Linked DNA regions of Homo sapiens: region 2 is linked to region 1. Evidence: read pairs that join two places in POLR2A ChIA-PET (ENCODE). Cell type or tissue: OCI-LY7. All regions are shown on one strand. Each heading gives the region's core, and the rest is flanking DNA. Links, peaks and the distances in the headings are about the cores only.

The links. Peaks named below come from ENCODE experiments on the same cell type or tissue, not always from the same donor. Only the 100,000 strongest peaks of a DNase experiment are listed, where the experiment ranks them.
Region 2: POLR2A ChIA-PET joins it to region 1 with 6 read pairs; 2 of 35 experiments call an interaction of 5 or more read pairs at or near these places.

The regions. Positions count from the first base shown.
Region 1 is chr16:3,099,230-3,104,595 of GRCh38, reverse strand. ZSCAN10 (zinc finger and SCAN domain containing 10) reads left to right here and starts at 5,302. Exons shown (of 6, transcript NM_032805.3): 1 at 5,302-5,366. RefSeq lists enhancers at 2,861-2,910, 2,545-3,245, 4,500-4,549 and a silencer at 4,280-4,339. In OCI-LY7, for the core only: a CTCF peak has its summit at 3,063 (motif pointing left); DNase peaks (open chromatin) are centred at 2,365, 3,065 and 4,265; H3K4me3 peaks cover 1,612 bases; H3K27ac peaks cover 742 bases.
Region 2 is chr16:3,614,491-3,619,875 of GRCh38, reverse strand. It overlaps a transcript of DNASE1 not described here. Among named protein-coding and RNA genes, the nearest start is that of SLX4, 5.6 kb to the right of the region's middle. In OCI-LY7, for the core only: no CTCF peak of the experiment used is centred there; no DNase peak of the experiment used is centred there; H3K4me3 peaks cover 2,783 bases; H3K27ac peaks cover 3,766 bases.

The DNA of each region.
Region 1 (5,366 bases), core at 245-5,244:
TTTTTTTTTTTAAAGAAACCAATTAAGGATGAGAACCAGGGCTCCTTCGATAAATGGCCAATTCTAGGACTCTGGTAAGAAATGTGAGAGATGAGCCTGGAGAATCTAGTAGTGCCCGGAAGGACAGGAATGCTGAACAAAACAAAAAAAAGTTAATGATGGGGCATGTTTTCATTTATTTATTTTTATTTTATTCTTCTTATTATTATTATTTTGAAATGGAGTCTCACTCTGTCACCCAGGCTGGAGTGCAGTAGTGCAGTCTCGGCTCACTGCAACCTCTGCCTCCCAGGTTCAAGTGATTCTACTGCCTCAGCCCCCCAAGTAGCTGGGATTACAGGCACACACCACCACGCCCAGCTAATTTTTGTATTTTTAGTAGAGATGGGGTTTCACCAGGTTGGCCAGGCTGGTCTTGAACTCCTGACCTCAGGTGATCCACCCGCCTCGGCCTCCCAAACTGATGGGATTACAGGCGTGAGCCACTGCGCCCGGCCACCCAGCTAATTTTTCAAAAATTTCTGTAGTGACAAGGTCTCACTATGTTGCCCAGGCTGGTCTCAAACTCCTGGGCTCAAGCGATTTTTCCGCCTCTCCAAGTGCTGGGATTACAGGTGTGGGCCACTGTACCCAGCCCTACTTCCTTCTTAATAGTATATTTCTAAGTAATAGCAGAATTGCCCAAATGAGCATCCTACAAGCAGTTGGCGCTGTGGAAACTCTATTATGTCTTGGGGGTGCCCAGTGCCCTGGCTTTCCCTGCAGTACACGATTCTGCACTTGCAAAGGGGAATGCCCCAAACAGGGAACTCTCTGCAGGTCTTGCTGGAATCAATAATATGTAAATACTAAAAACCGATGTATTGCCACTCTTTAAGCAATCACGTTGAAGATTGCTACTGGCAATAGAGCTTTCAGAGAGAATCACAAAGCAGAAAGTTCAAGGTCCTTTGAGAAGGAACTGACATGCAAATATTTTATGTTGTATGTTTGTTTTTTCTTTTTAGAAACAGAGTCTTGATATGTTGCTCAGTCTGGCCTCCAACTCCTGGGCTCAAGTGAGCCAATGCCTCAGCCTGCCATGGAGCTGGGACTACAGATGTGAGCCATTGCACCTGGCTTATGCTGGGAGTTATTCAGAATCATATGCTTTGGCACCACCTTGCAGTAAGAAAACTAAGATGCATAACCAGTTAGAAGGGCCTCACTCCTTATAGGGGTCTCAGAGCAGGGCCAAGACGGTCCTGAACAAGCCATGCTGGGACCACCCCCAGGACAAACGATGGATGTAGGTTCAACACTCTCTTTTTCTGTGGCCTGTATAGGGACCAAAATACTTTCCTAGCACTGTTCAGTCTTTGCAGCTGGAACATGGTTCTTTTTTTTGTTTGTTTGTTTGTGTGTGTGTGTGTGTTTGTTTTTGAGACAGGGTCTGGCTCTGTCTTCCAGACTGGAGTGCAGTGGTGGGATCATGGCTCACTGCAGCCTCAACCACCTGTGCTCAAGTGATCCTCCTGACTCAGCCTCCTGAGTAGCTGGGACTACAGGCACGCACCACCATGTGCAGCTAATTTTAAAATTTTTTGTAGAGACGGGATCTCACTGTGTTGCTCAGGCTGGTCTCAAACTCCTAGGCTCAAGAGATCTTTCCACCTCAGCCTCCCAAAGTGCTGGGATTAGAGGTGTGAGCCACTGCACTGGCCTGGACTGTGGTTCTAAGTGCTCACCCTCCCAAATCCCAAATCAACAAAAATTCTGCTGACTGGGAGTGACCTACCTTCTGGGTAGACCTTTTTTTTTTTCTTTTTTTTTTTTCTTGAGACGGAGTCTCGCTGTGTCACCAGGCTGGAGTGCAGTGGTGCGATCTCAGCTCACTGTAATCTCCGCCTCCTGGGTTCAAGCAATTCTCCTGCCTCAGCCTCCCGAGTAGCTGGGACTACAGGCGCCCGCAACCACGCCCAGCTAATTTTTGTATTTTTAGTAGAGACGGGGGTTTCACCATGTTGGCCAGGCTGGTCTTGATCTCCTGGCCTCAGGTCATCCGCCTGCCTTGGCCTCTCAAAGTGCTGGGATTACAAGAGTGATCCACGGTGCCTGACCTTGCCGGGCCTTTAAAATCATAAATTTGCTGCAAATCAAGCTGCCCCGGCTCCATTTACTCACTTCCCCGGTGTCCCCCGGGGCTCCTTCCTCACTTCCCATCTCCCCTTCTTCCCTGCAGAGGTTTTAGGTTCCTGATCATTTCAGGAAGCAGCTGTGTTCTCCAGGGGAAAGGCGAGGTCCTAAGGCAACCCAGTGCCCTGCACTCCGCCTATTGTTATTCGTCTTCCGCCCTCCAGCAGCCACAATAGTCTTTCCCCGCAGGAAACACCACAACTCTGAGGTCCCAGAACCGCCCCAAAGCCACAAAAGGCTATTGAGTGCTTTAAATGGGGCGAGTCGGAGCTCAGACGTGCTCTCGCTGTAAAATGCACACTGGATTTTGAAGACTTTTATGAGAAAAAAGAATGTGCAGCCTCTCATTAGCAAATTTCTGTATTTGTTGAAATAATATTTTGGATATAACGAGTTAACTAAATCGTATTATTAAAATTAATCGCTGGCCGGGCGCGGTGGCTCATGCCTGTAGTCCCGGCGCTTTGGGAGGCCGAGGCGGGCGGATCAACTGAGGTTGGGAGTTCGCGACCAGCCTGACCAACATGGAGAAACCCCTTCTCTACTAAAAATACAAAATTAGCCGGGTGTGGTAGTGCACGCCTGTAATCCCAGCTACTCGGGAGGCTGAGGTAGGAGAATTGTTTGAACCCAGGAGGTGGAGGTTGTGGTGAGCCGAGATCGGGCCATTGCACTCCAGCCTGGGCAACAAGAGCGAAACTCCGTCTCAAAAAAAAAAAAAAAAGAAAATTAATCGCATCTGTTTCCTTTTACCTCTTTAATGGTGGCTACCAGAAAATTTTAAATTGCGGCTGTGGGTGGCACCACACTTCTCTTGAAGGACACTACTCCAAAGGTTCCCCGTCCCACTCCGCACAGTTGACCCCAACCCAGTAGGGAACCACACTCTCTTTAACGCCCCCTAGCGTCAGGTACGGATTCATACACGTTTATTATCTTTCAGGTCTCAGTGCTTTTGCAAACCTTCTCTTCTACAACCCTCTCCTGCAATACATCTGGGAGGTGGGATCATCGTTCACACATTACAGAGGAGGCAGTGATGGTTTTCAAATGAAAAGTGACTTCGCCAAGGACACATGCAGCTGGGCTGTGGAGGGCCTAGTCTGTCTCCTTTTTCCATCCCTCGTTTATTTCCAGAGCTGTTCCTACACCTGAAAAGCGCCACTCCCCCTGCACACCCTGGCAGACAACCGGATTCGATGGCCCTGGCAGCCCGAACGCCAACAAACACCCAGTGTCTTTCTGAAGCGACCATAAGCCATTCGAGGAAACACGCACGGGGTCCTGCTTGTCCTGGCCTTGTCCCCAATGCCCAGGGCAGTGAGAGCAGCTCTACACGGAGGCCAGTCCCTGAGGCTTCCTCGGTGGCCTCAGACCTCGGAGTACACACGTGCAGTCCTTACCTCCCAAAGATAAACCTAACCTCTCACTCTGCTCTTCACCTACTTCAGACTGCTGTCCCATATATGGTCACCAGAGACATATGAGAACCACTAGAGATAGCCCCAAACTGAAAACTGCCCACGGGCTACCCATAGCAGAATGAATAACTGATGTAATGAGGAAAATCATTCAGCAACGAGAGGGAAAGAACGCTCGATGGCATGGAGTCCCAGCTGTAGTCCCAGCTCCTTGGTAGACCGAGATGGGAGGATCACTTTAACCCAGGAGTTTGAGTCCAGCCTGGGAGATATGGCAAGACCTTGTCTCTAATAAAATAAAATAAGTGGAATTGGGAAAATTACAATTTTAAAAGAAACAAAAATTTTTAGTAGAGATGGGGTTTCACCATGTTGTCCAGGCTAGTCTTGAACTCCTGACCTCAGGTGATTAAAGAGGCTGAGTGCGGTGGCTCATGCCTGTAATCCCAGCACTTTGGGAGGCCAAGGCAGGTGGATCACCTGAGTTCAGGAGTTCAAGACTAGCCTGGCCAAAATGATGAAACCCCATCTCTACAAAAAAAAAAAAAAAAAAAAAAATGAACCGGGCATGATGAGACAGGCCCCACGCCTCTCGCTTCCGAGACTGTAATGGCTGCCTGGTCCCGCCAAGGCCACACCCGCTCCGGCGCTACAGCACCCCGCCCCGCCCCGGACACGCCCCCTCCGTCCCTACAGAACCCCGCCCCGCCCCTTGGCCTTCAGGCCCACTTCCCTGGGGGCGGGGTTTTCTGGCCCCGCCCCTGAACAAACTATGGAGTGGGAGGAGCCCGCGACTGGGAGAGCGAGGCGCGGGACGCGGGGAATGCAGAGCAGACCAAGGAGAAAGACCGTCGTACGAAGGGAGCACTAGACAACTGAAGTAGGAACAGGATGAGCTCAGGTGTTAAGTGCAGGAAAACAAAGACCCGTCAGATGAGCCAGTCAGGAGGGTCCTGGCCCCAACGGACCGAGGGGTCTAGGCCGGGGGAACGGCCAACACCTGAGAGGTGGTCCTGGCTCCCCGGGGGCTCAGAACGCTCAGGAAGGCACCAGCTGCAGCCAAGGGCACAACCCAAGAAGGCACCTTAAGCACAGGGATGGAATTAGTTTGGGGCCAAACGCTGTTGGTTAGGTCACTTCCCTCCCGGGGAGCCCTTGCTTCGTCATCGGTAAAGTTGGGACAAAAGCCACCTGGCAGGACTTGGGAGGACTTTAGGTGACCGTGTAGATGGAGCAAACTCTGCCCCATCACATCCTCCTCTTCCATTTTTTCCTAGCACCGTCGCTGCTCCTTTGCCCTAGAATGTAAGCCCCTGAGAGCAGGGCCTCATTCCTTCAGTTTCTCTCTGTGTCCTTAGCCCCTGCTTTGTAACAGTGCCTGGCACACAGGAGGCCATTGCAAAGAGTAGTCACGTGAATGAAAAGCCTAGCAAAGAAGCCAGCACACTGTGGGCATTTAAAAATGGCAGCTCTTAGCCCAAAGGAAAGACGGGCAGACCTGCAAGGGGCACCAGGCCAGTCTTGATTTGGGAGGTGGTTACACTCTCACACAGGCTGGGATTGAAATCTGGATTTCTCACTTTGTCTTCATGTCACTGGCCCCGCCCTCTTCCCATCCCGCTCCCAAACTGGGAGCTTAAGGGTTAACTCTAGGAAGCCCCTCATCACCTGGATGGGATGGGACTGGGGCAAGGAACTTCCTGTTCCATTTTCCCAGAGCCCTTCCCCAGGCTGGCGGAGGCTGGCTTTGGCCCTGGAGTCCTCAGAAAA
Region 2 (5,385 bases), core at 239-5,238, 520 kb before region 1:
CTGCTGACTCGATGAAATATTTAGTAGAGCTGTAAATGGAAATTAGAATTTTTAAAAATACTGAGGGCCAGGCGTGGTGGCTCACACCTATAATCCCAGCACTTTGGGAGGCCAAGGCAGGAGAACCACTTGAGCCCAGGAATTTGAGATCATCCTGGGCAACATAGCAAGACCTGTGTCTACAAAAAAAATTTTTTTTTTAATTACCTACAGGCGGCCAGGCACAGTGGCTCATGCCTGTAATCCCAGCACTTTGGGAGGCCGAGGTGGGCAGATCACAAGGTCCGCAGATAGAGACCATCCTGGCTAACACGGTGAAACCCTGTCTCTACTAAAAATACAAAAATGGAGCTAGGCGTGGTGGCGGGAGCCTGTAGCCCCAGCTACTCGGGAGGCTGAGGCAGGAGAATGGCATGCAACTGGGAGGCAGAGCTTGCAGTAAGCTGAGATCACACCACTGCACTTCGGCCTGGGCGACAGAGCGAGACTCTGTCTCCAAAAAAAAATAAAAAATAAAAGAAAGAAAGAAAATTACCCACAGGCCAGGCATTGTGGCTCATGCCTGTAATCCCAGCACTTTGGGAGGCCAAGGTGGGCAGATCACTTGAGCGCAGGAGTTTGAGATCAGCCTGGGCAACATGGCAAAACCCTTTCTCTACTAAAAATACAAAAAATTAGCCAGGTGTGGTTTTACATGCCTGCAGTCCCAGCTACTAGGGAGGCTGAGGCAGGAGGATCACTTGAGCCTGGGATGTGGAGGTTGCAGTGAGCTGAGATTGCCCCACTGCACTCCATTCTGGATGATAGAGTGTAACCCCGTCTCAAAAAAAAAAAAATTACCCAGGGGCCCTTCTAGCTCTAGCTACAGGTAGGCTGAGTCAGGAAGATAAGGAAGTTGGGAAGATCAGAAAGATCACTTGATCCCTGGCAGTCTGAGGCTGCCATGAGTCATGATTGTGCCACTGTACTCGAGCCTGGGCAACAGAAATGAGACCTTGTCACTAAAAAAAAATTACAAAACGGAAATAAGCAAATGTTCAGTGTAACATGTATTCCATTCTATACTACATTTTGTTCATTCATGCACTGAAGGGCATTTAGACTGAATATGAGGTGTACACGTTTTTGTTTGAGCATTTCTTCTTTTTGACGGAGTTTCATTCTTGTTGCCCAGGCTGGAGTGCAATGGCACCATCTCAGCTCACCATAAACTCTGCCTCCCAGGTTCAAGTGATTCTCCTGCCTCAGCCTCCCGAGTAGTTGGGATTCAGGCACCCACCACCAAGCCCGGCTAATTTTTATAGTTTTAGTAGAGACGGGGTTTCACCATATTGGCCAAGCTGGTCTCAAACTCCTGACCAGAGGTAATCCGCCCGCCTTGGCCTCCCAAAGTGCTGGGATTACGGGCGTGAGCCACCGCGCCTGGCCCTTAAACACTTTTTCAATTTTTTGGGACATATCCTTAGAAGCGGAATTGCTGAATCATATGATGATTTTATCTTTAACTTGTTCAGGAACCTCAAACTGTTTCCCACAGCAGCTGTACCATTTTACATTCCCTCCAGCAATGTATCAGAGTTCTAACTTCCTTACATCCTCACCAATACTTTTTTTTTTTTTTTTTTAGGAAATGGCTGTCCTACTGGCCATGAAGTGGTATCTCACTGCAGTTTCAATTTGCACTTCTCTAACGATTCATGATGCTGATCATCTTTTCATGTGCTTGTTGGCACCTGCCACTCTTTGGAATGTCTATTCAAGTCCTATGTCCATTTTTTTTTTTTTTTTTTGGTCTTGGCTTCTTCACAGGACAAGTTCTACCATGCCCATTTTCTGAGTTGTCTTTTCATTGAGTTGTAAAAGTTCTTTCTATATTGTGCTACTAGAATGTCTTAGTCCATTTGGGCTGCTCTTACAAAATACCACAGACTGGGTAGCTAATAAACAACAGAAATTCTCACTGTTCTGGAGGCTGGGAAGTCCAAGATCAAGGTGTTGGCAGACTCTGTCTGGTGAAGGCCCACTTCCTCTAATGGCAGAAAGGGTAGGGGGTTTCTCTCTTGGGCCTCTTTTCTTTTTTTAAAAAAATTTTTGTAAAAATGGAGTCTCACCTTGCTGCCCAGGCTGGTCTCAAACTCCTGGGCCCAAGCAATCCTCCCGCCTCCGCCTTCCAAAGTGCTGGGATTACCGGCATGAGCCACCACACATGGCCACAAGGGCCTCCATCCTTATCCTTATGCACTAATCCCATCACCTTGCGGTTGAGGCCTTCACATATGAATTGGGTGGGGGGAGACATAAACATTTAGACAGCAGCATAGATTCTTATCAGGTATATGATTAACAAATATCTCCCATTCTGTGGGTTGTCTTCTCATTTTCTTGATAGTATACTTTTACACAAAAAAGTTTTTAATTTTGATTAAATCCAATTCATTATTTTTTGTTGTTTCTGCTTTTAGTGTCATATCTAGAGTCTACTGCCAACTCCAAGGTCATAAAGATTTACCCTTGTAGTATTCTTTTTTTTTTTTTTTTTTTTTTTTTTTGAGATGGAGTTTCGCTCTTGTTGACTAGGCTGGAGCGTAGTGGTGCGATCTCGGCTCACCGCAACCTCCATCTCCCGGGTTCAAGCGATTCTCCTGCCTCAGCCTCCCGAGTAGCTGGGATTACGGGCGCACACCACCACGCCCTGCTAATTTTGTATTTTTAGTACAGACGGGGTTTCTCCACGTTGGTCAGGCTGGTCTCAAACTCCTGACCTCTGGTGATGCCAAAAGTGCTGGGATTACAGGGGTGAGCCACCACGCCCAGCCTACCCTTGTATTCTTCTAAGAGTTTTATAGTTTTCACTCTTCCATTGGGTCTTTGATCCATTCTGAGTTAATATTTGTACATGATATGAGGTAAGGGTCTAACTTCATTCTTTTGCATGTGATATCCTGTTATCCCAGCTCCATTTGTGGAAGACACTACTCTTTCACCATTGACTAGTCTTGGCATCCCGGACAAAATCAATTGCTCATAAATATAAGGGTTTATTTCTAGACTCTCAATTCTCTTCCACTGACCCATATGTCTATCCTTATGCTGGTACAGTACCACACAGTCTTGATTACTATAGCTTGTAATAAGTTTTGATATAAGGAAGTACGTTCTTGAAAAAGAACAAAGTGGCTATTTGGGTTTTGGGTATTAAGAGCCCCTTGCAATTACATATGAATTTATTTATTTATTTATTTAATTTATTTATTTGAGACACAGTCTCACTGTATCACCCAGGCTGGAGTGCAGTGTTGTGATCTTGGATCACTGCAACCTCCATCTCCTGGGTTCAAGGGATTCTCCCGCCTCAGCCTTCCAAGTAGCTGGGATTACAGGTACCTGCCACCACATCCGGCTAATTTTTATATTTTTAGTAGACATGGGGTTTCACCATGTTGGTCAGGCTGGTCTCGAACTCCTGACCTCAAGTGATCTGCCTGACTCAGACTCCCAAAATGCCGGGATTACAGGCGTGAGCCACCGCACCCGGCCAATTCCATATGAATTTTAACATCGGTTTTTCCACTTCTGCAAAAAAATTAAAACGTTGTTGGGATTTTGATAGGGATTATGCTGGTAGATGCTTTGGGGGGAGTTTTGCTGTCTGAAACCTCCCTTAAATTTGTCTAGCAGAACATATAGAGCAAAATCACACAAAGGCAGCAGTGGCAGGCAGCACACTGAAAGAAATGCAGTGTAACTCATCTCGAATAACTTTTGTATACTTATACACGTAAAAACAGTTATTTCCTGTCCTGATTTCACCAATTTTAGCAGTCTAGAAAATGTGACTATACAACAGTAAATAAAAGTTAACATGATCAAAGAACTCAGGAGACAATTCTTTCCTTGTTCAATCTGCTGTCTCCCCAACCCCTGTCAAGATAAAGGAGAGGGAGGTGGACAGGTTATGGCTTTACCATTTATAATCAAACCACAGACCTGGGATAAGGGCCCTTCAATTCATCCTCCCAACTGTTTAAAACATGAACTCAGTGGAAGATGCCAGAAGCTTTCAAAAAGGAAATATTCCAGGAGGGTAAGGACGTGATCATCACAGCATCTTCAACCTTTGCCTTTTTGCCCTGAACCCAAAAATTACCGACTCCTATGAACTGGGAAAACAGCACATCTATTTGGAATAACACAGTTTTTTCATGTACTTCTGCATCCATTTTCTCTTTCAGATAAACCCTGTAAGGTTTACCAAACACAAGGACTGTCTGCACCTTTTAGTATCTGACATCTTCTTTCATCTCCCTGGTTGTTCTGACAGTGCAGTGGGTTTCCGCCTCAAATGCTGACAGGGAACACACAATACTGTTCCTACTGAAATAACATCCATCTAGTAACACTGTTTCTGAACACTGCCCCTCAACTTAGTCATACTGGGTGACTTCTAACTAACAGCATGAACCCCAGGGCTTCTGCTGGAGTAACAGTCACAATAGGGTCCAGGACAAGGTGGCTGCCATTGTTCACCTTTAGCCCAAAGAAGCAGGTGCCCCAGTTATGGATGGCTTTGTTCATTGAAGGGAGGAATTATGTATAATTGGAAATCCCATGCACCACCCTGACCCAGCTCTTGCCATCTCTCTTATACTTAGCCTACAGTGTTTGTTCAGTTGGTGCTGGTTAAATGCAGTGCTTCTCAATCTTGAGACCATCAGAATCATCTGTGAAACTTTCAAAAGACACAGGTTGAAAGATTTATTCAGTAGGCCTAAGAGTAGTGTCCCAGCCTTTCCAATTAAAAAAAAAAAATTCCACAGGTGATTCAGTTGAGAATCTCAGGTTTAAGAAAACTCTCTTTTCTAAACCACACTTCAACTAATTTATTTTATGTAAATAAATAATATAGCCAGATTTGGGGTTGGGGGAGAGAGGTAGCAAAGACTTTCTTCACCAGGACTCTAAGAGATTTAAATCCTAAATAGGAAACAGGCACTTCATTTTCAGTCTGACTGGAAAACAGTAATTTCTACCATTACAATTATCCTTCATAACCCAGCCATGTCCATGTTTATTAGATGTTTAAAAAAATTTTCTGTATCCTATGATATTTTGAAATCTTAATAAATCTTGCTGGCAGGGAGACTGCCTCTCCCAGGTCTAATTCCTCAAGACAGTAAACAACTTACTTGGGAGCATGCCTCTCACAGGCAAGTCAGCCTCCCCCCTTTATCTAACTCTCACACACCAAGCCAGTATTTCTCCTGCCCTAAATCATCCATGGCCAGGTACCAAGCAACTAGAGACCACCCAAAGGCAAAGCGTGATGGAATTATTTAAATTATCCAATCCTAAAATGTTTACTCCGCCCTGACTTGCTATTTCTGA